2 separate regions of the Homo sapiens genome follow, and region 2 is linked to region 1. A link is a loop called in an ENCODE intact Hi-C map of the cell type or tissue named here. Cell type or tissue: A673. All regions are shown on one strand. Each heading gives the region's core, and the rest is flanking DNA. Links, peaks and the distances in the headings are about the cores only.

Region 1 (15,593 bases), core at 2,955-10,954:
TGAACTAATTTACACTCCTGCCGACAGTATAAGTGTTCCCTTTTCTCTGCAGCCTTGCCAGCCTCTGTGATTTTTTTTACTTTTTAAAAGTAGCCATTCTGACTGGTGTGAGATGATATTTCATTGTGGTTCTGATTTGCGTTTCTCTAGTGATCAGCGATAATGAGCTTTTTCTCATATGTCTGTTGGCCAAAAATGTCTGTTCATGTCCTTTGCTCACTTTTTAATGGGGTTGTTTTTCTCTTGTAAATTTGTTTAAGTTCCTTATAGATGCTGGATATTAGACCTTTGCCTAATGCATAGTTTGCAAGTATTTTCTCCCATTCCGGTTGTTTACTCTGTTGATGGTTTATTTTGCTGTGCAGGAGCTCTTAAGTTTAATTAGATCCCATTTGTCAATTTTTGCTTTTGTTGTGATTGCTTTGGCATCTTTGTCAGGAAATCTTTGCCTGTTTATCCAGAACGATATTGCCTACATTGTCTTCCAGAGTTTTTATAGTTTTGAGTTTTACATTTAAGTTTTTAACCCATCTCGAGTTGATTTTTATATGTGGTATAAGGAAGCAGTCCCACTCAATCTTCTGCATGTGGCTAGACAGTTATCCCAGCACCATTTATTGAATCAGGAGTCCTTTCCCCATTGCTTTTTTTTGTCAGCTTTGTTGAAGATCAAATTGTTGTAGGTGTGTGGCTTTATTTCTGGGCTCTCTATTCCGTTCCATTGGTCTATGTGTCTGTTTTTGTACCACTACCATGCTGTTTTGGTTACTGTAGACTTGTAATATAGTTTAAATTTGGGTAACGTGATGCCTCCAGGTTTTCTTTTTGCTTAGGATTGCCTTGGCTATTTGGGCACTTTTTTGGTTTCATATGAATTTTAAAATTGTTTTTTCTAGTTCTGTGAAGAATCTCATTGGTAGTTTGATAGAAATAGCATTGAATGTATAAATTTCTTTGGGCAGTATGGCCATTTTAATGATTTTGATTCTTTTTATCCATGAGCATAGTATGTTTTTCCATTTGTGTCACCTTTGATTTATTTGAGCAGTGTTTTGTAATTCTCATTGTAGAGTTCTTTCACCTCCCTGGTTAGCTGTATTTCTAAAAATTTTATTCTTTTTGTGGCAATTGTGAATGGGATTGTGTTCCTAATGTGACTCTTGGCTTGGTAGTTCCTGATGTATAGAAATACTAGTGATTTTTCTATATTGATTTTGTATCCTGAAACTTTGCTGAAGTTATTTATCATTTAAGAAGCTTTTGGGCTGGGACTACGAGGTTTTCTAGATATAGAATCATGCATCTGCAAAGAGGGATAGTTTAAATTCCTCTCTTCCTATTTGGATGCTCTTTATTTCTTTCTCTTGCCTGATTGCTCTGGCCAGAATTTCCAATACTACGTTAAACAGGAGTGGTGAGAGAGGGCATCCTTGTCTTGTGCTGGCTTTCAAGGGGAATGCTTTCAGCTTTTCCATATTCAATATGATGTTGGCTCTGCGTTCACCATAGATAGCTCTTATTATTTTGAGATATGTTCCTTTAATACCTAGTTTACTGAGAGTTTTTAACACGAAGCGATGCTGAATTTTATCAAAAGCCTTTTCTGCATCTATTGAGATAATCATGTGTTTTTGTCTTTAGTTCTGTTTGTGTGGTGAATCACATTTATTGATTTGTGTATGTTGAACCAACATGAAGCCGACTTGATCATATTGGATTAACCTTCTGATGTGCTGATGGATTCAGTTTGCAAGTATTTTGTTGAGGATTTTTGCATCAATGTTCATCAAGGATATTGGCCCGAAGTTTTCTTCTTTTGTTGTGTCTTCGCCAGATTTTGGTATCAGGATGATACTGGCCTCATAGAATGAGTTAGGGAAGAGTCAGTCTTCCTCCGTATTTGGGAATAGTTTCAGTAGGAACAGAAGGAGGCTCAGATCTGACATTTATTGTGTGATTGAAGAGCCTTCCAGGCAGAGGGAGGAGCAAAGCAAGGCCCAGGCACAGGAAGAGGAAAGGAGAGGAGCCATGGGACATCTGTGTGATTAGACAGAGGGAGGCAGGACTGAGAGCAGGAAATGACTTTGGAGGAGTTGAGCCTATGTGAATTGTGTCTGACTGCACAGGCTACTGTGAGCATTTGGAGAGTTTTGAGCAGAAGGACATGATCAGACGAGATTGGGTCCGTTCAGGGTGGTATAGCTGTAGACCAGAAGAACATGATCAACTTTCATTTTCATGGGATTCCTCTGGCCACTGTGTGCAGAAGAGACCGTGTGTGTGGCAGGGGAAGGAGAGAGCATAGGAGGTAGACAGGAGGCTGGTGAACATCCCAGGCAGAAGGTGGTGTTGGCTGGAACCAAGATAGCAGCAGTGGTAGACATGACTGTCTCCCAGATGAATTCTGCAGTGGAACCTACTGGGATTTGTTAATGAATTGGAATTAGAATGTGAGCCACAGAAAGGGAGCAAGAATTACTTCCAGATTTTTGCCCTGAGCAGTGGGAAGAATGGAGGTGCCAATCATTGAGGCTGAGAAGATTGCAGAAGAAATGGATTTGGGAAAGAAAAGGAGGAGTTCAGATTGAATAGGTTGAGTTTTGTGTGTCTTTGGACAAGAACGCGGGGGTTTGAATTATACCACTGGATCAAAGACTATAGTCAGGAGAAAGGAGTGGGCTGGGGGTACAGATTTGGGAGTCATTAGCCTATTGATGGCATGAAGCCAACACAGTGGATAAGATCACAAGGCAAAGGTAAAGAAGAAAAGAACCCGGGGCTGCTCTGATATTTAAGGTCAGGGAGACCTGAAGCAATTGGCAAAGAGGTTGCCAAGAAGGTGAGGTGGACCCAGAAAAGCATGATGTCCTATAGTTGAGTCAAGAAGGCCTTCTGTGTAGGGAAGGTGAGCAGCTGGGTCCTCTGCTGCTGAAAAGTCCAGGAAGGAGAAGACTGCAAGGTGGACATTTAGACTCAGCCACTTAAGTGGTAGTCACAGTGACCTTGATAGTAGCAGTGCTTAGACTTGGTATGTGTGTGAATATTAATTTGAGTAATCAAGAGAGAATCTGGCAAGCAAAATCACTGACAGTTCCATGGAGCATCTTCTGCACAGGGGAGCAGCAGGGAAGGGCTGCGATGAAGGAGGACCCTCCCAGGCAGCCTCTGTCACTCTCTGCTGTGTGAGTCTGTATTAGTTTCCTGTGGCTGCTGTGACAAATTACCATGCATTTCCTGGCTTCCAACAACACACATGGATTAAAGTTCTGAAGGTCACAACCCCAAAATGGGTGTCACTGGGCCAAAATCAAGGCATTGGCAGGCAGGGCTGGTTCCTTCTGGAGGCTCCAGGGGAGGATGCAATTTCTCACCCTTTCTGGCTTCTAGAGGCACCTGCATTCCTTGGCTCAAGTCCCTTCCTCTGTTTGCAAGGCAAGTAGCCTGGCATCTTCCAATCTCTCTAAGCCCTCCTCCTTTCACTTGTAAGGACTCCTGTCATTCCACTGGGCCCACCCAAATAATCCAGGATAACCTCCCCATGTCAATATCCTTAACCTAGCTCCATCTGTAAAGTCCCTTTAGCAATGTAACGTAACAGATTCACAGGTTTCAGGGGATTAGGGTATGGACATTTTGGGGAGCAGTTATACTTCTTATCAGAGGATATAATTTCTTTGACTGAGTTGTCCTCCCCATACCACCGAACTGTGAGCTTCCTAAGAGCAGGTGCCCCATCCAAATCAAGGCCCTGTAATTCTCTCTCACTTAGCCTCTTCCTGCCCATCTTATAATTCACACATAGATATTCGTTTGTTTGACAGTCATTTTTGCCAAATTCCCTCAATTAAAAAGTGAGTTTCAGGAGGTCAGGGCCAACACCTACTGTGTCCACCACAGTCCATCCAGCACCCGGATCAGGGCTTCACACACAGAGGGCCCCAGCAGGACTCCAGGCTTTGGGGTCAGAAGGAAGGGACTGGATTGGGTCCCGGCATAACAGGGAGTTTGGGTACGCTACTTTCTTCATGGAGTTGTTGCGGGAAGTTAATAAGATTAATAAACACCAAACAAGTTGCTCAATAAGTGTTAAATATTGCAGGAAAGTATAAATGAAGGAGATTTCTATAAAATGAACGTGGGATAGAGGCAGGAACTCATGAAGTTTAATTCTATACAGAGGAATATATCCGAACCAACCAACCGATCAAACAACTTGTGACTCTCCCTGCCTTATCCTATTTCCACTGCTCTGCTCTGACTCTCTTCTCTCTCTCCATTCAGGGTAACCTGACTGAGTCCTGGGCAGATGATAACCCCCGACACCATGGCCTGGCTGCCCACTCCTCAGGGGAGGAAAGAGAGATCCAGTATGCACCCCTCAGCTTTCATAAGGGGGAGCCTCAGGACCTATCAGGACAAGAAGCCACCAACAATGAGTACTCAGAGATCAAGATCCCCAAGTAAGAAAATGCAGAGGCTCGGGCTTGTTTGAGGGTTCACGACCCCTCCAGCAAAGGAGTCTGAGGCTGATTCCAGTAGAATTAGCAGCCCTCAATGCTGTGCAACAAGACATCAGAACTTATTCCTCTTGTCTAACTGAAAATGCATGCCTGATGACCAAACTCTCCCTTTCCCCATCCAATCGGTCCACACTCCCCGCCCTGGCCTCTGGTACCCACCATTCTCCTCTGTACTTCTCTAAGGATGACTACTTTAGATTCCGAATATAGTGAGATTGTAACGTGTTTGTCTCTCTGTGCCTGGCTTATTTCACTCAACATAACATCCTCTAAGTTCATCTGTGTTGTTTCCAATGACAGAGTAATGTACTGAATAATTCAAAATAGCTAAAAGAGAGGAGTTTAAATGTTGTCACCAAAAAAAAAAAAAAAAGATAAAAATTTGAGCTGATGGATGTGCTAATCATGCTGACTTGATCGTTCCATGGTGCATCGAGGTGCGGGAGCCTCACGGGGGCTGCGTTCAGGTCGCTCAGGTACTCAGGGCAGGACTGGAATTTAATCCCTGCCTGATTCTGAGGTCTCTTCTCTCACCCGGCACCCAGCACTGAGTGAAGCAACCACTGACTGGGCACCCCTTAGCCATAAGTTTGCAGCATCTCCGTTGACTCCATGGCCTCTGGTGAAGGAATCCGAGAACCTGGACACACAGGAGCTGAGAAAGGAGGCGCCTGAAATTACAGCCCAGCTCTGCGCATGGCCTGCCCCAGCCTGCATAGCTCTGATCAGCAGATAGAGCTTCCAATGGCCATGCTGCCCATGATTTCATCCCCAGGGCCCTGGTTGGGTCTGCAGACCTCCGCCAGGAGCCCCCATCTCCGGACCTTGGTGTGACTGGGCTGGGTCCCTCTCTTGCTGGTCCCCTCCAGAGGGACCCTGGACCCTTTCCAGCCTCACAGGCCCTATGGAGACCCCAGCCCTTCTCCATCACCTTCTCCTCACCTGCTTGCCCCTCTGGTCTTGTCCTCGGGTCTGAGGACATGCAGCCTGATTTGCCCTATGGGGAGAAATCAGGGAAGAAGTCACATCTCAGGTCCATAAGAAACACGGGAGAGTCCTGGGTAGAGAGGTGAAGGGGCCCAACTTCCTGCCAAGTCCAAGCCCAAGCCCTCCCCATGTGGGACCCTAGGAGGTAGAGGAGATGGTCTGCGGTCTTCACCTCTCCACTGAGAGTCCTCAACATCCTCATACTTTTAAAGATTTCCAAGGGCACAGGAGGCAGACGCCATTGTGTGGGGGAAAGAGGCCGGGTGAAGCTGAGGAAGGAGTTGACACTGTTGGCGCAATTACCAGGGGTAAGTAACAACAATGATGGAGTTAATAATAATAATTTATTTCACACTGTTATGTCATGCCATAAGACGTGCCATCAACTCTGGAAATTAGGTTAGTTATTATTACCCCTGGGGGCAGGGAGAGCAGCTTGTTTATCTTTTGTTATTAGAGGCCCAAGAATCAAGCCAAGAGCTTGGTGAAATTTGTGGGGAGTAGAGATTTGTCATGGTCATGGAGCTATGACAAAATCCCGTCCCATCCCTGCATCTTTCTAATTCCTCATCTTGGAGGGAGCTGAGGGGAACAGTTGAGGCCACAGGCTGTGGGTTCGGCCTGCCCGGGCTTGAATCCCACCTCTTCTGTGGGTTAGCACTGAAGCCTTAAATAAAATACTCAAACTCCATGGGGCTTAGTTTTCTCACCTGTAAAGTGGAGGTGAGGCTAATCACATTCACTTTCTCCATAGAGAGACAGTGAGGGTCAAGCAGGTTAGAATGGTGGTGGGCACATGGTAAGTGCACAGCTAATGTCCACCACTCTTATCCCCCTTATCCCCCTGTGACTCACCCTGACTCTGATCTGAGGACTCCAGAGGATTCATAGAGGAGGCATCTTTGGACCCAGACCTGAGAGGACTGGGAGATTTCACCCAGAGGTTGTGAGCATGTCATGGCAGGGTGGAGGTGGCACTCCTGAGGGTGGGCACTGCCTAGCAGGGCATGGAGGCAGGGAGATGTGCAGAGCATGAGCCTGGACGGGAGCTGCTGCACTCACGGGGGGCCTGGATCCTGACGTCCATGTACATGATCAGCTGTGTCACGGGGTTTTCCACAGTGCATTGGTAAGTGCCCATCTGCTACCAGGCCAGACTCAAGAGATACAACTTTGCATATGAGAAGTTTAGGAAGGAGCTGTTGTGGATCCAGCAGTACTTGAGATCTGGGAAAGAATAGGAGACACACTCCATTTCCACCTGGGAGCCGATCTCAGCCGTCACGATGCCATTGAAGGCATCAGGATTGCCCCTCAGCAGCAGATAGTCAGGCCCATCTGCAGAGACAGGGAAGGAGGCCTGAGGCTGTGTTTCTGACCCTTTGGGGTCCTGGGTACCACCTCATGAGGTCCTCCTCCAGCCAAGAGGTTCCCCACTGTGCACCCTGAGCTGACCCCTAGACCTGCCCCAGGCAAGGCAGCTGTGCCAACAACAATAACCATAATAAGAGCACCTGCCATGATCAGGGACCTACTAGGGGCCAGCCCCATGGTAGCCCTTTACCTCGTAATAAAATCATTGGAGTAAAAGCAAACACATGGGGCCTACTGTGTGCCAGACACTGTTCTAAGCTCTGTGCCTGTCCCCACATTTGTTGAATTCCCAGAACAACTCATGTGATTGGTTCCACTATTGATCCATTTTATAGATGGAAAACAATGAGGCTCGGAGGAGAGGATTAGGACTTCATGACTGCAACTGACACAGAAGGATTGAGCCAGTCTCAGGGCCTGGGGGCAACCGCCCTGAGCAGCTGAAGCCTCTGGATCCTGGGTCTTGGTTCCAAGCCTCTGACCTGTAAACAGCTGTATGGAGATCAGAAATCCTTCACGCTTCAACCCCAGCTTCCACACAATGGGCGCCATAGCCTGTGCATTAGGAAATCTAACACACCACTAAAGTGTTTCCAGAAGGAGATGTAAAGGTGATTTTAGAAGTGTGATTATTTTTTTCAGGTGAAAGATGTGGAAGAGTTTGATAAACTCTGTGAACACACCTGGAACACTGGAAGAATCTAAGTGTTGATGTATTTATAAGCTCAGTAGATTAGATTTCCAAGAGCTGTCCGAGAATTTGTGAGGATCTTGCTGGGTTGTGAACTTGCCCCAGTAGGCAGCTGAAGGGCTATAAAGAAAAAAGAATGTATGGAATGTATAACTGACTCTTTAAATCAAACTCTCTGTTTAAGGGAGCACAGTCTGTTCAATTTCAGTAAAAGAGAGTGACAGTGACTATAGTAAGTTTACAAGAAAAGAAGAAAGAAATCAATGAGTGGAATTTGAAGGGTCAAGGGGTTTGAACACTTAATAAACTGAACATCAATTTAAAAAATAATTGGTTTTAAGTAGTCCCCTATTTACACAAAAGCAGACCTCAGCAAAGGCACACTGACCATTTCTAATCTGAGAAGTGAGGACTGGGGTCCCTATTTCACATTTGAGTGCATCAGTTCTGAGTAGTGAGGGCAGCTCCCAAGTCCACAGAGCTCAAGAGCTGGAGCTGATTCCAACCCAGACCAACCTGGCTGCAGGCTGGCCCAGGATGTCTCTGGCCTAGTCCCATTTGCAGATCCGTGGTGAGTCCCAGAGGTGGACTTGTGTGGCAAAGAGCTGAACCCTGCCAAAAAGAGGCCTGGCCTTTGCTCTCAGCTACTGGGAGGGAACCTCTAAGTCCCTGGAATGTCTCACCTGATTAGAGTGTCTTTGTTTACCTGAAAGCCTTGGACTTCACCAAATAGTCTAATAATATAACTAACGATAGGACTTTGGGTCACTGGTATCAGCTCTATCTGTGGAGCAGCTGAAACTAAGGTCAGCCATGTAGACAGTTATCCACATCTATGTGACAAAGCCACACCAGGACATCAAGGCTCAGGTGAGTGTCCCTGGTTGGCAATGCTCTATGCATGTTGTCACATGTCATGTCAGGAGGAATTACCACAGTCTATGATTCTACTGGGAGGGGACAACTGGAAACTCCCCATTCGGAATTCCCTGGACCCTGCCCCATGCTCTTCTCACCTTGGCTGACTTTAATCTGTATCCTTTTGCTGTAATGAGACATCACATGAGGATAACAGCTTTCAGTGAGTTCTGAGTCCTACTAGTGAACTATCAAAACTGAATGTGGTCAGGGACTCCCCAATGTGCAGCTGGCATCAGAAGTGAGGGCAGTCTTGTGAATTGCTCCCTAACTACTCAGGACTGCTGGATTAAAGGCTGTGCAGGTCGTTTGAGGATAGAAAGGATTCCTGGCAACACTGCCTGGTTTGAACCAAGCACTGCCACTTACTTCCCATGTGATCTCAGTTAAGTTGCCTCCCTCCCCTAAGCCTCTTTCTACACCTGTAAAATGAAGATATGAAATGTTTCCTCTTCATAGGGCTGTTGTGATGCTTAACTTCAGAAGCAAGTGGAGAACGTAAAACGTGGAATCCTTCTTAGCTAGGCTCTTGTGTCTGAGGTCCTTATTACTAAGGAAAAAGAGGGAATGAATACTGAGAAGAAACCAGCAACCACGGCCACAGAGAGCATCTCATCAGCTCTATTTGGCTGCACCAACATGGAGCACTCCTTTTAGACACAGCATTGTGCCAAGTCCCTGCAGAAACATGTCCCTCCCTCCATCTAGACTGTGCACGGCCAGTGATGCCTGGTCTGAACAGTCAGGATGAATATGGCAGAAGTGGCTTCATTCAGACAGAGTCCGTGGCATGACCCTGACTGTCTCATGCAATGAGACCCTCATGAGGACCCTGCTCTCAGGAGGGGGGTGTAGGCTTGGAGGGCACCTCGACCTTCAGGGACTCACTTTCATTCTCTCAAGCAAACCCCAGAACTATACCTGGCCCATCTCATCCAGGATCCCCCATGACTTTGAGAATCTTGTCTGAAACCCTGTCTCTCCAGTCAGGAGTGGTAGCACCCAGTGCTCACCTAGGGGCAGGAGGCAGCTTCGGGAGCAGCCCCCCAAAGCCTTTAATCTCTTTCTGGAGCTCAGCTTTGTACCTTCTTATCAAGAGAGCAAAACGTCACAGTTCCTCCCAGGGCAAAGTTTTGCCTGGCACAGCCAGAGTGGACACTAATGAACAGTGACTCCTTCCTGTCTTTCAGGCTTGAAGATCACAAGGAATGTTAACCTGGGATCTTTGAGGAGCTATACACAAGGTAGATTTCTGACAGGTCCCTACCCGCGTCCTTGCAGCGCTGTGTGAGCAAACCCCATCACCCCCAAATGCATCACACCACCAGGGGGAGCCATGGAGTTGCACGATGCATCAGCACTAATCTTTGTCTACAACCTCCTGGGGGAAGGGATAAGAAGTGGATAGAAAAGGTGAGAGGCAGGAGCCCCGAATCAGCTTCCAGAGAAGATGGAAGTGAAATGGAGAAATAATAATAATGACATTAACAATAGCAATAACATTACTAATAACATTAAATAATAACTACTTCCTGTAGTTATCATTCCTGTTCGGTGAGATTGTAAATCTTGACATAGGTTAGTCTCTGAATGGGTGGGAGTCAGGTGTCAGGAAGCATTTGGGGGTCAAAGAGGGTGGAGAAGATTGGTGCAGTGATCCCTGCAACTCTCTGGGTGAGCAGCAGGGGGCGCCCTAACCATGGCAGAGACTGTTGAGTTGGTTGCACAGACATAACCAAGTGTCATGGGGCAGTGGGAAGTCCATGGACTCTGTCTCAGAAGGAGAATTACTTGATCTCTGTGTGCCTCAGTGTCCTTATCTGCAAAGTGGACATCAGAGCTCCTACCTTTATGAGCCTGAGAACAAAAACCAGGGAGAATAAATGAACAACCACAGCAGCAACAACAAACAAAAACAAGAGCCAAAACCAAGTAGCGAGATGGGCCTTTCTATCATCTGACCCTGAAATCCAGTCACATTTAAAACCAGGTCTACCCCTCAGATTTCCCAGACAACAGAAGTCAATGCATTTTTTCCCTTTGAAAGTGAAAAACAAACAAACAAACAAAAAACATGCTGTAATATTGGAGGGAAACAATTATGGGGTTTTTTTGTGTTTTTTTTTTTTTTGAGATGGAGTCTTTGTCGCCCAGGCTGGAGTGCAGTGGTGTGATCTCGGCTCACTGCAAGCTCTGCCTCCTGGGTTCACACCATTCTGCCTCAGCCTCCCGAGTAGCTGGGACTACAGGTGCCCGCCACCACACCCAGCTAATTTTTTTGTATTTTTAGTAGAGACGGGGTTTCACCATGTTAGCCAGGATGGTCTCAATCTCCTGACCTCATGATCTGCCCGCCTTGGCCTCCCAAAGTGCTGGGATTACAGGCATGAGCCACCGTGCCCAACTACAACTATGATTTTTATATGAACATTAATTCCATTATGTGGTTCCTTGAGGTTGCCTGATGTACACATTGTGGGAAAGGCCATGAGAGCTGCTACACAGCCCTTTGGAGATGGCGATCATGAAGCCAGCAAATGGTCAAGGGCTGTGAGTCTTCAAAAATCTGTCCTGATAAGTGATGATGTCATCTCCACATGCAAACCTGTCTCCAGAGAAGACACAATCCCATCCACTCAATGCTGCCGATCCTCCTAAACAATTCAAATGGGCTTTTTGCCCAGCAAGAAAGGGATTTTTGTATGTACATTCATGTTCTCTTTCTTATTCATCAGAAGTTATTTTTCTACGCACCTCACATTCTCAATGATAACTAAGAGAAATTCCTTGTTTGATTAACTCACACTCTATACCGGAACATTTGTGCATCTCACAACGGTTCCCTTAGAGCCCACCTTTCCTTTTGAGTTTAAACCTTCCTTGGAGTAATCAGAATAACTTCCAAATAGGAAAGAATGAAAGAGACTATGTTTATTCATTTTGTACACTCTTAAAACATAAATTGTATTTTTGCTAGCTGCAGCTAAGACTTTTATTTTAAAATGGGGCACTAACTTTCCTTCCTCCTACATTAAAACATTTCAGAAAAAAACTTAAAATCTTAAAAATAATTTTAAATACTGGGATAAATTTCTTTAAACATAAATTTCCAATACTTTCTAAAAAAGGTCATATCTATTTCAGAACTCTAATATCACCAGAACCCCAGAGAACATCCCCCAAATTTTTAGGCATAAAAATTCTCTTGTTTTTCAGCAGACACTTGATCAGTTTACCTGCATCCATAACCTTGGATATGGATTCATATGTCAGAGTCTATAAGCTGGAACATTAAATACAAAATTGAAATGATTTATTTTCTTCTAGCTGTTCCAAAAATAAAGCATACAAAAACTTTAAAGTCACAAATGTAAACTATTGTCAGAACAGAATGTTAAACATTTTTTCATTATTAGACATCATTATTAAATACAAATAAGTGATGAATAATATAGAAAATAATACTTATTGTTTAAGAGGCATATATGTGTGATGGAAATAAAAAGTCTGCATTCATTTAAGTTAGGTTACATTTATTTGTGGACACAAACAGGCCCACGTATGAGAGGAGAGAAAGGCAGAGGAGGGGAGCAGAGGGGAGGATGGTGCAGACTGGGTGGGCCCTGCTGGCCACACAGGAACCTGGAGCCTTTAGGCAGAGCAGAGACTAGACTGGACTTTCACTCTAACAGAACCCCTCGGCTTCCCTGGACAGAACAGGCCCAAGTGGGTCATGGCAGCCACATAGAAACTGGAAAGGTGCTTGCTGGGTCCTCCAGGAAGAGGGATAGGGGCTTGAACCAGGGAGGCAGGGGTGGCGTAAGGATATGCTTTTGGATGTGTGTGGAAGGTCGTGCTCACAGAGTTTTCTAATGGATGTGGTCAGCGAGGGGAAGGCAAGACCAAGGATGAAGCCAGAATGTTCCCCTGAGCACCTGGAGGGAAGGAGCGGTGTCCATAGAGGACTTCAGAGGGGAGGCTTTCAGGGGCGATAATTCTGAGAATCTCCCTTACATCCAAATGGGAACAGAACAGAGACAGCTGAATGCAAATGCCTGGAGTTCAGGAGAGGGGTCCAAGCTGAAGATGTTTCAATGCACAGCTGGAGTAGTGATGACCACAGATGAGGTAAGGAAGGGGTGAAGACAGGCAGAGAGGAGGACACACATTTGTCATTGGTGCTTTCATGACAACATATGTTATCTTCAATCTTTTTGATAATAGTCACCCTAACAGGTATGAGGTGATGTCTCATTGTGGTTTTGATTTGCATTTCCCTGATGACTGGTGATGTTGATCATTTTTTCTCTGCCTGTTGACCATTTCTGTGTCTTTGGGGAACTCGCCATTCAAGTCCATCATGCCTTTTCAAATCAGATTATTTGTTTTCTTGCTGTTGAACTCAACTTGTTTGAGTTCCTTATATATTCTGAATATTAACCTTTTACCACATGTGTGGTTTGCAAATATCTCCTCCCTTTCCATAAGTAGTCTGTTCACTCTTTTGTGATTGTTTCTTTTGCCATGCAGAAACAAACTAAAACAACTTTTTAGTTTGATGAAATTCCATTTATCTATTATTGCCTTTGTTGCCTGTGGTTTGGTGGTGTTAACTTAAACATCACACAATTACCAATTTGGAAGAAAGAGCTTTATTTCTTATAAAGGATTACAGCCTGCAAGGTGGCCATCCAGACAGGCTGGGAAGCAGAGCCTGCAGAAGAGGCTCAGAGACAAGCACTTTAAGGGAGGGAGGAGAAAGACAGGAATTTAAGCTGAATGGGCTGGCCAAGTATACATATTCAACAGGTTACAGAAGGAGCTTTGAATATTCATGAAAGGGTTTTGACCCAAGCATATTGAACAAACACGCATGTTACATGTAATCCATGTTCACCTTAGGGTAGAGACTTACCATGTAAACGTATTACAATTAGGCCCTATATGTCAAAAGGTCTTTGGAGGACACAGCAGCCCTCAAGCGCGCAGCCTCTGTAAAACCTGCCATAACCAGTCCATGCTCCATGTTCTTATCAAGAGAAAGTTACTGAAATCAGTCTTTTGTCCAGTCACAAGGGTGTGGGGTCAGTGTCTGCTGGTGAGCTGTATATTGTTTTAATATTACTTATATTGAGACCAGTGCTTGCTTAGCTACCAGAGAAAAATAAACATATTGTGGCAGTTAGAACATAGTTTATTCTCTAAGTGTGGGGGTGTGTAATTTAACCCCTGCCTGGCATGGCCTTAGGTTTTGTATATGATTTGGTATCTCATTGCCACAGAGTCTGTTCTGCCAGTCTTATGATCTCCATTTCCATATTAAGGTTAATCAGTTGCTGCATCTCAACTGCAAAAGGAAGGGGCTATAATGAGGTGTGTCTGACCTCTCGTCCCATTGTAGCAGCAACTCAGTTTTTAAGATTTTTCTGGGGTCCCCTTGGCCAAGAGGGGGTCTGTTCAGTTGATTACAGGGCTTAGGATTTTATTTTTAGTTTACAGTATCTAAAAAAATCTGAGCCCAGATAATGTCAAGAAGCTTTTTCTCCTGTTTTCTTCAAGGAGTTTTACAGTTTCAGGCCTTACATTTCCATCTTTAATCCATATTGAGTTGATTTTGTTTACGTCTGAGATAACTGGCAATGGCAGCTTTGATGAACATGTGTGAAAGGGTGGGGGACTTGATTGGAAGCTCGTTTGGAAAATAACCGAAGAAAGGAAGGTAGGAAGAGTGACGACAAACAACCTCTTGAGGAGTTTTGCTGCAAATGTTACCCACCCTTGGAGGGGTGAGTTGGCCCTAGTGGGTCCTTTCTCTGCCCCCTGCCACTTACGCCAATAGAATGAGACCAGAATCGGCAAAGCGGAGAAGAAACTTTATTCATTGATCAAGAAATGGAGAAAGGGAGTTCATGTGCAAAGCACCTTCTCCCAGGGGTTGGTAAAAGGGGATCTTAAGGGCCCTTAGGGCAGGTAGTTGGAGACTGAGGCGGGCAGATCTGGAAAAAGGTGGGTTCCTTCAGGAGGGGCTGAAGTGTGCACACTCTTGTGTTTTCTTTTGTACTTGGCACCTTCTGTGCCTAGCAAGGCATAGTTCTCGCCCCTGAGTGGAGATTTTAGTATGGTAATGAAGCAAGAAATCAGGTCAAGGCCTGCACTGAGGCAGGAATCCAGGTCCAGGCAGCACGTCTGGGCTGAACTCATCCCCTGGCTGGTTCCTGTTGCTGGCTCCCAGCCTTTGTTTCTGGCAGCAAGCAGAGCTGCAAGCACAGGTTAGTTTCACAGGTTTTGGGGCTTCCTGAGAGAACTGAGGTCATGTTGCAGAAACACAAAAAGGAACAGAGAAATGGATCTGGAGAAGAAGAATTTTTCTCAGTTCTTACCCACAATCTCCCAGAGGTGCTCAAATTCATAGACAAAGAAAGTAGAAAGTTGGTTGCCATGGGTTGGGGGCAGGATGGGATAGGAAGTTATCATTTAGTTGGTATAGAGTTTCAATTTGGCAAGATGAAGAAATTTCTGGAGATCAATGATTAATAATTGCATAAGAGTGTGAATGTACTTAGTGCCACTTACCTGTGCACTGAAAAATGGTTAAAATTGTAATTTTTTAATGTATATTTTAACACAAATTTTAAAAAGCACTAAATATTTGATCAGCCTCCTCGCCAAATAAGAAAAACTGATGGCAAATAATCACATGAAAGCATTCTCAACACCATTTGCTGCTACGAAATCACAGATTAGAACCAGAATGAGGTAGCAGTACATACCTATTAGAATGGCTACAAAACAAAACCCAAAGAAATTTTTTTTTAAATCCGGATAATACCAAATGTTAATGAAAACGTAGAGCAACCAGAACTCATATATTCTGCTGGTGGGAATGTAAAATGGTACACCCACTTTGGAGAACAGTTTGGCAATTTCTTATAAATTCGAACTTACACATATGACCAAGCACCCGACTCCTAGGTATTTACCCAAGAGAAATAAAAAAACTAGTGTCCACACACAGAAATCTGCATGTGAATATTTATACTAGTTTTACTTTACAGTCACCAAAACCTAAAAACAATATGAATGTTCACCAGCCAGTAAATGTA
Region 2 (15,593 bases), core at 3,436-11,435, 67 kb after region 1:
CAGCATGGCCAAAGTTGAACCTCCCATGTCCATCCCCAAACCCACTTCTCTTTAGCCCCATCTCTAAAGTCAGAACCAGCTTGTGGGTCTCCACCTTGACCTCCCCACCTTCTCCAGATCTCATAAATCACCCACTCTTGTCCCTCTTTCTCCCAACCAGGGCTCATTTGGTGCCCTTTTCTCCGTCCTGACCTTGGTCATGCCTGGGCCCTCACCTCCTCCCTGGTCACTGAACCATCCTCACCTTTTGCCTCCCTGTCTCCCCAGCACAGGCCTCCAGACTCTGCTTCTAGCTGCCTCCTCGTCCAGTGCCTCCACAGTCTGAACAGCCTTGTCTCCTTGTTTCCTCTCCATTGCTGGAGAACACCACCGTCTGGACTGAAGGCCTTGCACGTTCTATCCTCCACTGGACTCTCCTGATCCCTCCTTTCTCTGTGTCACCCAAAGTCTCCCCACACCCACTGGGCCAAGCCCTCTATGACTCTGAGACTTTGCATGTGTAGTTCCGTTTCCTGAAATGCCCTTCCCTCCCATTCCTGCCAAGTCCAGGTCCTGATTGTCCTTCAGGCTCAGTCTTAAATGTCACCCGAGTGTGTGTGTGTGTGTGTGTGTGTGTGTGTGTGTGTGTGTGTGTTTCTTGTATGATATTGAGGGAAGGAGTGACATTTATTCATTAATCTATAGATTCTTTGGTAACTATACTGAACACCTACTATGTGCCAGCATTGTTGTAGGTGCCAGGGGTTCACTGGTAGACATAGCATCAGAAATCTCAGTATTAAGAAGATGTTCTGGGCTGGGCATCGTGGCTCACACCTGTAATCCCAGCACTTTGGGAGGCTGAGGTAGTGGATCACCTGAGATCAGGAGTTCGAGACCGGCCTGACCAACAAGGTGAAACCCCATCTCTACTAAAAATCAAAAATTAGGTGGGCATGGTGGCATGTGCCTGTAGTCCCAGCTACTCGGGAAGCTGAGACAGGAGAATTGCTTGAACCTGGGAGGCAGAGGTTGCAGTGCGAGACTCTGTCTCAGAAAAAAAAAAAAAGATATTCTGAAGACAAGATGGACATAAAAAAAGGAATAAGCAATAGAAAGTATTTAACTATATAGGATGGCAATATATGTTTAGAGAAAAATCATGCAGGGAAAGAAGCATAAGATATACTGGGGAACCATCTCTGTACCTGATGATGGGAAGAGATTATATTTGGGCTAACACATGAAGGTGGTGAGGAAGCAGGCTCTGTGTGTATATAAGCAAAAGCATCCCAGGAAGAAGGAAAAGGGGGAAGAGCAAATGCATTGCTCAGAGGCAGCAGTAGGCCTGGGTGTTGCAAACACACCCAGTAACCCATGTCTAAGAGCAGAGGGAGGCAGAGGAGTCAAGCGGTGGAAAGGACACTGCAGACCACCTGGTGCCCTGCAGGCCACACAGGAACCTAGAGCCTTTGTGGAGAGGAGAGACTCAACTGGACTGGATCCCTTGGCTCCCTGGCGAGAGCAGGCCTGAGCGGGTCAAGGCACCTACAGACAGACTGGGAGAGCGCTGCTGGATCCTCCAGGAAGAGGAATGAGGTCTTGAACCAGACAGGCAGGGTTGGAGTGAGGATGTGTTTTTGGATGTATTTGGAAGGTCAAGCTCACAGGATTTTCTAATGGATATAGTCATTGAGGGGAAGGGAAGAGCATGGATAAAGCCAGAATGTTCCTCTGAACATCTCACTCTTTCGAAACTCCAATGTCTTTTTTGTTTTTGTTTTGTTGTTGTTGTTGTTTTGTTTTTTTTTTTTCTTGAGACGGAGTCACTCTGTTGCCCGGGCTTGAGTGCGATGGTGTGATCTTGGCTCACTGCAACCTCTGCTTCCCAGGTTCAAGCTATTCTCCTGCCTCAGCCTCCCGAGCAGCTAGGATTACAGGCGCTTGCCACCACACCCAGCTAATTTTTGTTGTTGTTGTATTTTTAGTGGAGACAGGGTTTCACCATGTTGGTCAGGCTGGTCTTGAACTCTTGACCTCAAGTCATCCACCAATCTTGGCCTCCCAAAGTGCTGAGATTACAGGCATGAGCTACCACTCCTGGCCTCCAATGTCTATTATTCCACACTCTATGCCCATGTATACACATTATTTAACTACACTTATACATGAGAACATATGATATTTGACTTTCCACTTCTGAATTATTTCAGTTAAGATAACCTTCAGTTCCAACCATGTTGCTTGAAAAGACATGATTTCATTCTTTTTCATGGCTGGGTAGTATTCCATTGTATAACCCCCATTTTCTTTATCCAATCATCCATGGATAAGCATTAGGTTGATTCCATATCTTTGCTGTTGTGAATAGTGCTGCTACAAACATACGAGTGCAGGTATGTTTTTGATATAATAATTTCTTTTCCTTTACCCAGTAGTGGGATCATTGGATCAAATGGTAGTTCTATTTTTGGTTATTTGAGAAATCTCTCTGTTTTCCGTAGAGGCTGTAATAATTTACCTTCCCATGAACACTGTATAAGCATTTCCTGTTCTCCACATCCTCACCAACATCTGTTATTTCTTGACTTTTTAAAAATAGCCATTCTATCTGGTGGAAGATGATTTCTCACTGCGGTTTTAATTTGCATTTATCTGATGATTAGTGATGTTGAACCTGTTTCACATGCTTCTTGGCCACTTGTATGTCTTCTTTTGAAAACTGCCTATTCATGTCTTTTGCCCACTATTTAATGGGATTTTTTGTTTTTTATTATTAAGCTGCTTCAGTTTCTTGTACATTCTGGATATTAGTCTCTTATCAGATTCACAGTTTGCAAATATTTTCTTCCATTCTGTAGGTTGTCTGTTCACTCTGTTGATTATTTTTTATGCTATGCAGAAGCTTTTTAGTTTAATTACATCCTGTTTATCTATTTTTTGTTTTGTTGGATTTGCTTTGAGATCTTAGTTGTGAATTCTTTGCCTACGCCAATGTCCAGAAAAGATTTTCCTAGGTTTTCTTCAGTATTTCTATAGTTTCAGGTCTTACATCTAAGTTTTTAACCCATCTTGAGTTAATGTTTGTGTATGGTGAGAGATAGGGGTCCATTGCATTATTCTGCACATGGCTATCCAATTCTCCCAGCACCGTTTAATTAATAAGGTGTCCTGTCCCCAGTGTATGTTTTTGTCGACTTTGTCAAAAGTCAGGTAGCTGTAAGTATATGGCTTTATTTCTGGGTTCTCTATTCTGTTTCATTAATCTGTGTGTCTATTTTTATACCAGTACCATGCTTTTTTGTTTACTATAGCCTTGTGGCATAATTTGAAGTCAGGTAATGTGATGTCTCTAGCTTTGTTCTTTTTGCTTAGGACTGCTTTGGTAATTTGGGTTCTTTTTGTTTCTATATGAATTTTAGAATTTTTTTTCAAATTATGTGAAATATGACATTGGTATTTTGATAGGAATTGCATTGAATCTGTAGATTGCTTTGGGCAGTACGGTCATTTTCAAGGTATTGATTCTTCTGATCCATGAGCACGGGATGCTCCATTTTTCCATTCATCTGTGTCATCTACAACTTATTTCATCAGTATTTTGTGGTTTGCCTTGTACTGATCTTTCACCTCCTTGGTTAAATATATTCCTAGGTATTTTTCTGTTGCAATTGAAAATGAGATTGACTTCTTGATTTTTCTTCTGTTAGATTACTGTTGGTGTATAGAAGTGCTACTGATTTTTGTACATTGATTTTGTATCCTGAAATTTTACTGAATTAATTTATTAAATCTAGGAGTCTTTTGAAGGAGTCCTTAGAGTTTTCTAGATTTAAGATCCTATCATCAGCAAACAGAGATAATTTGACTTCCTCTTTTCCAATGTGGGCGCCTTTTGTTTCTTTCTCTTGCCTGATTAATTGCTCTAGATAGGACTTTCAGTATCAGGTTGAATAGCAATGAAGAGAGTGATCATCCTTGTCTTGTTCCAGTTCTTAGGGGGAATGCTTTCAGTTTTTACCCTTTCAGTATGATGTTGGCTGTGGGTTTGTCATAGATGGCTCTTATTATTTTGAGATATGTTCCTTTAATGTCTAGTTTGTTGAGGGTTTTTACCATGAAGAGATGTTGGATTTTATCAAAAGCTTTTTCTTTGTCTAGTGGGATGATTATATGGTTTTTGCTTTTAATTCTGTCAATGTGATGAATCACATTTATTGATTTGCATGTACGGAAACATCCTTGCATCCCTGGAATAAAGCCTACTTGATCGTGACGAATTATCTTTTTGATGTGCTGTTGAATTTGGTTTGCTAGTATTTTGTTGAGGATTTTTGCGTCTATGTTCATCAGGGATATTGGACTGTAATTTACTTTTCTCATTGTGTCCTTGCTAGGTTTTGATATCACGGTCATACTGGCTTCATAGAATGAGTCAGAGAGGATTCCCTCCTCCTGAATATTTTGGGAGAGTTATTCTTTGTACATTTGGTAGAATTTGACTGTGAAACCATCTGGTCCTGGACTTCTATTTGTTGAGAGATTTTTTTCTATTGCTGGTTCAATCTCACTACTTGTTATTGGTCTGTTCAGCATTTCTATTTCTTCCTGATTCAATCTTGGCAGAATCTTATGGTTCTAGGAATTTATGCATTTCCTCCAGGAAAAGTTCCTCTCCATGTTTTGAAACAAAAGATATTATTCTCTCACAGTTCTGGAGGCTAGAAATTTGAAATCAGTAAGGCCAGGCAGAAATGAAGGTGTTGGTTGGACTACAACACTCCAGAGACTTGAGAGGATCCATACCTCGCTTCTTCCACATTATTGTGGCTGGTGTCATTCCTTGAATTTTGGCTGGACTGCTCCTACTTCTGTCTCTGGGGCCACATGGCCTCGCCTCCTTCTGTGTATATCACATCTCCCTCTGCTTTTCTCTTATCAGGACTCTTGTAGGACTCTTGTGATTAGATGTAAGGGTTGACTGCATAATCCAGGATTTCCACTGGTCAAGATCATTAATTTAATTAAAGTTGTAAGAATACCTATAAAGTAACAATACAGGCTCAAGAAACTAAGACCCAGTTTTCTTTGGGGGTCATTATTCAGATTACTGAGCCGCTGTGTGATCTTCTGCCCCCTAGGAGGCCCCCATCTGCCCTCCAGACCTTGCCTTCTCTTTCTATTACTTTCTCTGTTCTTTCCGTCCTGACACACTAGTGGGCCAACTCATGTAACGCGTATTTATGGGAATGGGGTCTATTATACCATAAAAGACACTGATAAGACAGCCAAAAGATAAGTTACAGGGTGATAACACCTGAATATAGGTATCTGATGAATGACTTGTATCCAGAATATATCAAGGACTCTCAAAACAAAAACATAAGTAAACCACAACAGCAACAACAACAACAAAAGGCCCAATTTTGTGTAAATGAAAAAGCAGCCACTCAACAATAACAAAAAATAAACAACACTTAAAAATGGACAGAGGGTGTGAATCACATTTCTCAAAAAAATATAGTACTCAAGGCCCTCACCAGAAGCAAATGCCAGCACCACATTTCTTGCACAGCCTGCAGAACTGTGAGCCAAAATATATCTGTTTTCTTCATAAATTACTCAGTCTCAGATATTCCTCTATAGCAAGCCAAGAATGAACTAACACAATATTTTAAAAAGGTAGCCAAAGGTTTTATCAGCCACCTCACCAGAAAAGAAAAACAGATGGCAAACAGGCTCATGAAAACATACTAAAGATCATTTGTCCTTAGGTAATTATAAATCAGGAGAATAAGCATTCTTAGGTAGCATTACATACCTGAGAACATAACTAGAAAACAAAACAAAAATAAAAAGAAATGTTTAAATATTCTGATAATATCAAATGTTAACAAGGATGTGAAACAATCAGAATTCACACATAACTCCTGGTGGGAATACAAAATGGCACATCAACTTTGGAGAACAGTTTGACAATTTCTTATAAATTTAAACTGAACACTTACCATAGGACCAGGCACCTGACTCCTAAGTATTTACCCAAGAGCAATAAAAACTTACAGTTACACACAGAAACCTGCATGCCAATATTTATAACAACATTATTTCATAGTCACCCAAACCTGAAAACAATCTGAATGCTCCTCAAATGGTAAATGCATACAAAATGGGGGGTCCATAAAAACAGTGAGTTACGAGTCAGCAATTAAAGGGAACAAACTATAGATTCATACACTCAACCACATGATTGAACCTCAGAGGCACTGCACCAAGTAAATGAAGCCAGACTTTGGAGGCAACATTTTGTATGATTCCATTTATACGACATTCTGTGAAAAGGCAATACAGTAGGGATGGAAAACATATCAGCATTTTTTCATGGACTAAGTGTGGAGGGAGGGTTGACTACCCAGAGACAGGAGGAAGGAACGTTTGGTTAATGACACTCTTCAGTGTCTTCACAGTGGTTGTGGGTATATAATTATATACAACTCTCAAACCATATCAAAATTGCATATGATAAAGAGTTAATTCAACTGTATCTAACTTTAAATAAATTAAAAAATTTAAAACACTGGATGCCACTATGCTCTCACTAGAATTGTTCAAATATAAAGCAGGACAGTATCATACGTCGACAAGGGTGTGGAGCTACTGGAATTCTGGCACATGGCTAGGAGGAGTGGTAAAAAGTCAAAACCATTTTGGACAACAGTTTGGCAATTCCTACTAAGGTTAAACTTACAAGTAGTCATTAGTCTGACTATTTATCTTCCTGTGTATACCAATTAGTATAAAACCATGTATGTAAAAAGACTTGTACCTGAATACCTGTAGGGAGAAAACTGGAAAATCCTTGTCTATCAATAGGTGAGAAATAAAACATTATAGTATACACATAAATGGAATACTACTTAACAATATCACATTTTGAAATACAGACACAAACAACGTGGTTCAGTTTCAAAAAATATTATGCTGGGTCATAGGATACAGACACAAATTAACACATCTCTAGGAGATTTTCAAATAGACTAACTCACAATGAAAGAGGACATATCAGTGGTTGCCCAGCATAGAAGGTGGGAAGAAAAGCCCTTGGCATACTAGAAATGCTGTATATCTGCAGTGTGGTGAGTATACAGGCTGTACATACTCGTCAAATCTCATGCAAATGTGAACTTCAAGTAGGTGTGCTTTATTTCATGTAAATTATACCTAATTAAATTCATTAAAGAAACACAGTAAGACTCACATATTCATATTTGATCTTCTGGTCCATGAACATAGTATGACTTTATTGTTAAAACTAAATGTGGCTGGGCACAGTGCCTCATGCCCATAGTCAAAGCACTTTGGAGGTCGAGGTGGGAGGATTGCTTGAACCCAGGAGTTCAAGATCAGCCTGGGGGAACATAGCAAGACCCCATCTCTCCTAAACATAAAAACAAAAAGTTACTCCGGCCTGGTAGTATGAGCCTGTGATCCCAGCTACTAGAGAGGATGACGTGGGAGAGTCACTTGAGTCTGGGAGGTCAAGGCTGCAGTGAACTGTGGTCAGGCCGGTGCACTCCAGCCTGGGCAACAAAGCAAGACCCTGTCTTAAAAAAAAAAGCACTAAATGTATTGAATTTTCTATTACGTGCCACATGCTAAATATTTAAATAACTTACAACAGATATTATTTACTGGAGACTTAATTTGTTGTATATCAAATGAGGATGCAGCTACCTCTCTATTAGTAAGGATGAATGAAGAGTTATCTAGATACTATTGTGTGTAGAGATTTGACAAAGGTATGGTGGCAAGTACTAATATGTCCCAGGGATCAACGGTTTGCTGGATGCATACTACACAGAGTGATATGGAAAACCATGTAGCTGGACCTAAAGTTTAATTTTCTCTGTACACTCCACTCATGTTGTCTGGAAATATTATGTCTTTGGGCCATATTTAACTGTGAGAAGCAGATTTTTACATGAAAGAAAATGTTGATCCATATGATGAGCCTCTAAAAAAACTTGCTTCTGCCCACACTGAACCAAATGGCAGCATGAATGGAAAAGAAGTTTTTTCTGCACTGGTTCATAGAACATGTGTTCTCCCTTTTGTTTCACAGGAAGATGCTGCATGGTTCTTGTTTTGGAGATGTCATTGACACTGTGCAAATCAGTGTACTAGGTGCCAGGGGAAAATTCTATAGTCATATTTCTTTTAAAATTTCCAATATGCTACCATGATACATGGCAAATTCCCAACTTTTCACAGCTCTAAAGCCAGACAGCATGTGTGTGTGTGGTGAGGACATGAGGCTATGGATGGGGAGTATCTTAAGGGCAGGAATCAGGTCAGTGGCATCTCTTCTCAAGCCCCACCTATACACAAAGGCTCACTGTAAGAATTAAAGAAAGAGGAAAGAAACACGAATGGTGGCTCACCAGTCAAGACAGATTTTAGAGAAAACAAACCTGAGAGGAGTTTCTGGCCGAGTTAAGTCAGAGGCACACTCTCTTACAGACTAAGAGTTTTTAAGGATTTAGGGTGGGAGAGTTTATCAGAGACTTGGACTGCTTCTGAGTCTCTTTGTTGTGCTTATCTGGGAGAGAGAGGTGTGTGTCTGTACCCATACATCTTTCTGCAGCTACAGGCATACCCACTGAGTCTGCTTTTAGCTTCCCTATCTTAGTGCACCTGAAGGGAAAGGAATTTGCTTATTAAGGCCCACTGTTTTACTAGGGCCATTGTATGAGGGTGAAGTTTGGCAGTAACTCAAGAGACTCTCCCCCTACCTCCCTCTGTGCCCGAGCTGTCTTATCTGTGTTTCACTGTCTGCTCTTTCTGGTTGCTTGTAGTTAGCAGAGAAGTGATTTCCTTGAAATGCATGAGGCTAGAAAGGAAATTGGAACTTAAAGAGGCAGTGTTTCTCCGAGATGACGGTGCTCCTGCTCTGTCACTCACTATATCTTTAGTGAATGAATGAATAAATGAATGGCTGCCACCTTCACTTTACCTAGGACTCTTCTTTGTTTCTCTGCCCCAGACACTCACACGGACCCTATAGAATCCTATATCCTGCTGGACTAAACACCCCATGGATCTAGGTGAGGCTGCGACTCGGGCCAGGCCAGCAGTGATCAGCCCTGGTGTAAACAGTTGTGCACAGAAAAGCACCTCAGAGTGGAAGGACTTTAGACATGGGGTTCGCATGTCTCAGATGGCCCTGAAGGTACTGATCCAGGCTCTGGTGCTCCTGGAAGGCAAGACTCAGATTCTGCTCCATCTCCTCCCATCTCTGGGCGGGTCTCTGGCATCTCTGGCCCATGAGGGTCAATCTGTGTGGAGGGGACAAGCTCTGAGCATGTGTGGGTCTGAGGTTCCTCTTCCATGCAGGGCTGAGGTCTCCTGCTCCTCCCCAGCTTCCTGTCCGGCCCTGTAGTCCTTCCCCTCCACTCCCTTCCTCTTTTCTGCTCACACAGGAAGCCCTGGAAGCTGCTTCCTCAGACATGCCGCTGCTGCTACTGCTGCCCCTGCTGTGGGCAGGTGAGTGGCTGTGGGGAGAGGGGTTGTCGGGCTGGGCCGAGCTGACCCTCGTTTCCCCACAGGGGCCCTGGCTATGGATCCAAATTTCTGGCTGCAAGTGCAGGAGTCAGTGACGGTACAGGAGGGTTTGTGCGTCCTCGTGCCCTGCACTTTCTTCCATCCCATACCCTACTACGACAAGAACTCCCCAGTTCATGGTTACTGGTTCCGGGAAGGAGCCATTATATCCAGGGACTCTCCAGTGGCCACAAACAAGCTAGATCAAGAAGTACAGGAGGAGACTCAGGGCAGATTCCGCCTCCTTGGGGATCCCAGTAGGAACAACTGCTCCCTGAGCATCGTAGACGCCAGGAGGAGGGATAATGGTTCATACTTCTTTCGGATGGAGAGAGGAAGTACCAAATACAGTTACAAATCTCCCCAGCTCTCTGTGCATGTGACAGGTGAGGCACAGGCTTCAGAAGTGGCCGCAAGGGAAGTTCATGGGTACTGCAGGGCAGGGCTGGGATGGGACCCTGGTACTGGGAGGGGTTTAGGGGTAAAGCCTGTCGTGCTTAGCGGGGGAGCTTGACCAGAGGTTGATCTTCTCTCAGGCCCTCACCTGGACCCTCCCTCCTGATTCTGCATCCCCTCTTTCTCCTCACTAGACTTGACCCACAGGCCCAAAATCCTCATCCCTGGCACTCTAGAACCCGGCCACTCCAAAAACCTGACCTGCTCTGTGTCCTGGGCCTGTGAGCAGGGAACACCCCCGATCTTCTCCTGGTTGTCAGCTGCCCCCACCTCCCTGGGCCCCAGGACTACTCACTCCTCGGTGCTCATAATCACCCCACGGCCCCAGGACCACGGCACCAACCTGACCTGTCAGGTGAAGTTCGCTGGAGCTGGTGTGACTACGGAGAGAACCATCCAGCTCAACGTCACCTGTAAGTGCTGGGCCAGGATGCTGGGGTCCCTGAGGGTGTAGGGGAGACAGGATGGGCTGGTGCTGGGGACATTTAGTGTCCTGGAGGCCTGGCTGAGTTCGGGAGCCAGAAGGACATGAGCCCTGTCCCTTCTGCATTTCTGTGGTTTCTGGCAGGAGTAAGGGGAAATGCCTACCCTTATCTCATCTCTACCCCCAACTGAAGGAAATCCTCTCTTCCTCTCCTAGATGTTCCACAGAACCCAACAACTGGTATCTTTCCAGGAGATGGCTCAGGTAGGAAGGAGCCTCCCCGCCTGGGGCTGTTACTGACATTGAGTCTGTGTCAGGTTTGGTCAGATCTGGACTTTCAGAGTCAAATGTTCAGAGGCAAGGCCTGCAGTTAGACACGGGTAGACATCAGGCACCTTGGAAAAGGATATTTGGGGATGACTAGCAACTTCCCCCTTGCCCATCCAAATAATGCTCTTTGTCTCCCTCCTGTCTCTGAATGTCTTGGGGTATTTTATTTTTAATTGATATGTAATAATAGTACATATTTATGGATGGCATAGTGATGTTTCCATACTAATAATGTATAGTAATCAGATCAGGGTAATAGCATATCCATCATCTTGAACATTTATTATTTCATTGTTGTTGGGAACATTCAATATCCCCTTTCTAGCTATTTGAAGCTATCTATTATTGTTAAGCATAGTCATCCTACAGTGGTATAGAACACCAGAACTTATTCTTCCTTTCCAGGTGTAATCTAGTATCCTTTAACAAATCTCTCTCCTTATCATTGTTCCCCTAACCTTCCCAGCCCTTATTATTCTCTGTTCTACTTTTTACTTCTATGAAATCAACTTCTTGTAGCTTCCACTTATGAGTGAGAACATGTGGTATTCAACTTTCTGTTCCTAGCTTATTTCATTTAACATAATGTCCTCTAGTTCAATCTATGTTATAGTGAATAACAAGATTTCATTATTTTTTATGGCTGAATGATAATCCATTGTGTATATACGCCACATTTCCTTTATTTATTCATCTGTTGTTGGACACTTAGGTTTATTTCATATCTTCCTATTGTGGATAATGCTGCAATAAACATTGAGGTGCAGACGTTTCTTCAATATACTGATTTCCTTTCCTTTCTATAAATGCCCAGTAGTGGGGTTGCTGGATCATATGGTAGTTCTATTTGTAGTTTTTTGAGAAACTTCCATACTCTTCTCCATAGTGGTTATACTAGTTTACATTCTGGTCAAAAGTATATAAGAGTTCCCTCTTCTCTACATCCTCACCATCATTTGTTAATTTTCATCTTTTTTTTATCATAGTCCTCCCAACTGGGGTGATGTTACCTCATTGTGGTTTTGATTTGCATTTCCCTGGTGATTGGTGACGTTGAGCATTTTTCATATACACTTGTTGGCCATCTGTATATCTTTTCTTGAGAAATGTCTACTCAGATAATTTGCCCATTTTTAAATGAGATTGGGTTTCTTTGCCATTGAGATGTATGAGTTCCTCGTATGTTCTGGATATGAATCACTTGTCAGATGAATAGCTGACAAATATTTTCTCCTATTCTGTAGGTTGCCTTTTCACTCTGTTGGTTGTTTCCTTTCTGCATAGAAGCTTTTTAGCTTGATATCATCTCATTTATTTACTTTTGCTTTTGTTGCTTGTGCTAGTGAGGTCTTACTCATAAAATATTTTTCCAGACCAATGTCCTAAAGCATTTCCCCTATGTTTTTTTCTAGTATTTTTTAAATTTTGTGTCTTATATTCAGGTCTTTGATCCATTTTGAATTGATTTTTGTATAGGACGAGAGGTGTGAGTCTAATGTCATTCTTCTGCATATGGCACCAGTTTTCCCAGCATCATTTATTAAAGAAACTGCTCTTTCCTCAATGAGTGTTCTTCATGCATTTGTCAAAATTCAGTTGGCTGTAGATCGTGGATTAATTTCGGTGTTCTCTATTATGTATTATTGGTGTATGTATCTGCTTTTATGCCAATATCATGCTGTTTTGGTTACTACAGCTTTGTAGTTTTGAAATCTTTAAATTTTTGAAATTTTGAAATTTTCTAGTTTTGAAATTTTGAAATCTTGTAGTGTGATACCTCCAGCTTTGTTCTTTTTTGCTTGGGATTGCTTTGACCATTCAGGCTATTTTTAGTTCCATATGAATTTTAAGATTGTTTCCTCTAATTCTGTGAAGAATTACATTGATATTTTGATAGAGCCAGGTTTGAATCTGTAGATTTCTTTGGGTAGTATAATCATTTTAGCAATATTAATTCATCTGATGAGTAAGGAATGTCTTTCCATTTGTTTGTATCCTCTTCAGTTTATTTCCTCAGTGTTTTGTAGTTTTTCTTATTAAGGCTTGTCACCTCCTTGGTTAAATTTATTCCTAGGTATACTTCATTCTCTTATAGCTATTGTAAATGTGATTGCCTTCCTGATTTATTTTCAGCTAATTCATTGTGTGTAGAAATGCTACTGATTTTTGTATATTGATTTTGCATCCTGCAAATTTACTAAATTCATTTATCAGTTCTGAGAGTTTTATTGTTAGAGTCTTTAGGTTTTTGTTTTGTTTTGTTTTGTTTTGTTTTGTTTTTGAGATGGAATTTCACCATGTTGGCCAAGCTGGTCTTGATCTCCTGGCCTCAAGCAATCTGCCCACTTTGGCCTCCTAAAGTGCTGGAATTACAGGCATGAGCCACCACGCCTGGCCAAGTCTTTAGGTTTTTGTATGTTATTTGCAGAGACAATTTGACTTCCGCCTTTCCAGTTTGGATGGTTTTTATTTCTTTCTCTTGCCTAATTGCTCTGGCTAGGACTTTCAGTACTATGTAAAATAAGAGTCATAACAGTGGACATCCAGTTCCTAGAGGAAAAGATTTCAGCTTTTCTCCATTCAGTATGATGTTAGCCATGGGTTTGTCATATATGGCCTTTTTTGTGTTGAGGTACTTTCCTTCTATACCTAATTTATTGAGAGTTTCTATCATGAAACAATATTGAATTTTAACACATGCTTTTTATTCTGCAACTATTTAGGTGATCATACGGTTTATGTCCTTCATTCTGTTGACATATGTATAACATTTATTGATTTGCATATGTTGAATCATTCTTGCCTTTCTGGGATTAATCCCACTTTATCATGGTATGTTATCTTTTTGATGTATTGTTGGATTTGATTTGCTACTATTTTGTTGAATATTTTTGCATCTATGTTCATCAGGGATATTGGCCTCTAGTTTTCTTTTTTTATTGTCTCCTTTCTGATTTTGGTGTCATGGTTATGCTGGCCTTGTAGAATGAGTTAGGAAGAGTTGCCTCCACTTCAATTTTTTGGAATAGTTTGAGAAGAGTTGGCATAATTTTTTTTTCTTTAAAGGTTCAGTAAAGTTCAGCACTGAAGCCATCCAGCCCTGGAATTTTCTTTGTTGGGGGGCCTTTTATTATTCATTCAATCTCATTACTTGTTGTTTGTCTGCTGAAGTTTTCTATACCTTCTTGATTCAATCTCGGTAGATTATATGTGTCCAGGAACTTATCCATTTCTTCTAGACTTTCAAATTTGTTGGCATATTGTTCATAGTAGTGTCTAAGATCCTGTGTATTTCTGTGGTAACCATTGTGACATCTTCTTTTTTATTTATGATTTTATTAATTTTTATGTCTTCTGTCTCTTTCTTAGTTTAGCTAATGATTGTCAATTTTATTTATTTTTCCAAAAAGCGAACTTGTTCATTGATTTTTTTTTAATTTCATTTATTTCTGCTCTGATCTTTATGATTTCTTTCATTGTGCTGATTTTGGATTTGGTTTGTTCTTGCTTTCTAGTTTCTTGAAATGCACAGTTAAATGGTTTACTTGAAATTTGTCTAATTGTTTGATGTAGGCATTTATTTCTCTCAAGTTGTCTCTTAAAACTGTTTTTGCTGTGTCCCATAGGTTTTGGTATATTTTATTTCTATTTTTATTTATTTTGAGAAATTTTTAAATATCATTCTTAATTTCTTCCTTCACTATTGGTCATTTAGAATCATTTTGTTTCATTTCTGTGTATTTGTATAGTTTGCATGTTTCCCTTGGTATTGATTTTTAGTTTTATTCAATTGTAGTCAAATAAGATACTTGATACATTTTGGTTTTTAAAAATTTTTGGCACTTGTTTTGTGTTCTAACATATGGTCGATCCTTGGGAATGTTGCACATGCTGATGAAACCATGTGTATTCTGCAGCTGTCGGTTGAAATGTTCTGTAAATATCTTAGGTTCATTTGGTATATGGTGCAGTTTAAATCCAACGTTTATTTGTTAATCTTGTCTAGATGATTTGTTCAATGCTGAGAGTGGGGCGTTGAAGTCCTCAACTATTATTGTATTGGAGTCTATCTCTCCCTTTATATCTAATAATATTTGCTTTACATATCTGGGTGCTCTGGTGTTGTGTGCATATGTATTTACAGTTGTTATATTATAGTGCTGAACTGACCCCTTTATAATAATATAATGTCCTTCTTTGTCTCTTTACAGCTTTTGACTTGTAGTCCGTTTTGTCTGAGATAAGTATAGCTATTCCTGCTTCCTTTCATTTCCACTTGGGTAGAATATCTTTTTCCATCTCTTCCTTTTCAGTCTATGTGTGTCTTCTAGGTGAGATAAGTTTCTTGTAAGCAGTATATAGCTGTGTTGGTAGAAGGGCTGAGGCAGGGCTTGCTTGTCTGACATAATGTAAAAGAGTCTTGGAACATGTCCTGGGTCCAGGGTCTCAAACCCCTCGTGGCCTATGGAACACCAAGCTCTGTGCCTAAGGGTGGAAGGCTGCCCTGCCACACTGCAATCTAAGCCCAGGGCATAAAACCCCTCGTGGCTTGGAAAGAATCCAGGGCTCTGGGCATAAAACCCCTCATAGCCTCTGGAATGTGTCCAGACTTGCTGGCCCCTTGCTCCTTGCTCTCCCAGGATCATAAATTGATTGTATCTTGAGTGAAAAGAACTTGTTCTCCATTATTTCAAGTAGCAGAGCATATGCTAAACCGTCACAGCTATGCTTGATGCACCGCTACCTTTCTACCCCAAAGTCCTCACGTTCTCACTTGTCTATCCCCACTTCTGCACGTCCTCAC

The links. A loop is a pair of places that touch in the nucleus more often than their neighbours do. Peaks named below come from ENCODE experiments on the same cell type or tissue, not always from the same donor. Only the 100,000 strongest peaks of a DNase experiment are listed, where the experiment ranks them.
Region 2: a loop joins it to region 1, with 7 times the contacts of the local background. A loop is called at or near these places in 2 of 110 quality-filtered maps.

What each region holds. Positions count from the first base shown.
Region 1 is chr19:51,148,782-51,164,374 of GRCh38, forward strand. It overlaps SIGLEC7 (sialic acid binding Ig like lectin 7), which reads left to right. Exons shown (of 7, transcript NM_014385.4): 7 at 4,282-4,745. The coding sequence ends at 4,464. LOC101928517 (a long non-coding RNA gene) reads right to left here. Exons shown (of 5, transcript NR_110732.1): 3 at 7,565-7,692; 4 at 5,463-5,517; 5 at 4,142-5,175. Among named protein-coding and RNA genes, the nearest start is that of SIGLEC7, 14 kb to the left of the region's middle. RefSeq lists a silencer at 8,764-8,962. In A673, for the core only: a CTCF peak has its summit at 10,128 (motif pointing right); a DNase peak (open chromatin) is centred at 9,840.
Region 2 is chr19:51,215,634-51,231,226 of GRCh38, forward strand. It overlaps CD33 (CD33 molecule), which reads left to right and starts at 9,447. Exons shown (of 7, transcript NM_001772.4): 1 at 9,447-9,522; 2 at 9,585-9,965; 3 at 10,170-10,448; 4 at 10,676-10,723. The coding sequence starts at 9,486. All of the region lies in intron 2 of LOC107985327 (a long non-coding RNA gene), which reads right to left. In A673, for the core only: no CTCF peak of the experiment used is centred there; no DNase peak of the experiment used is centred there; H3K27me3 peaks cover 4,264 bases.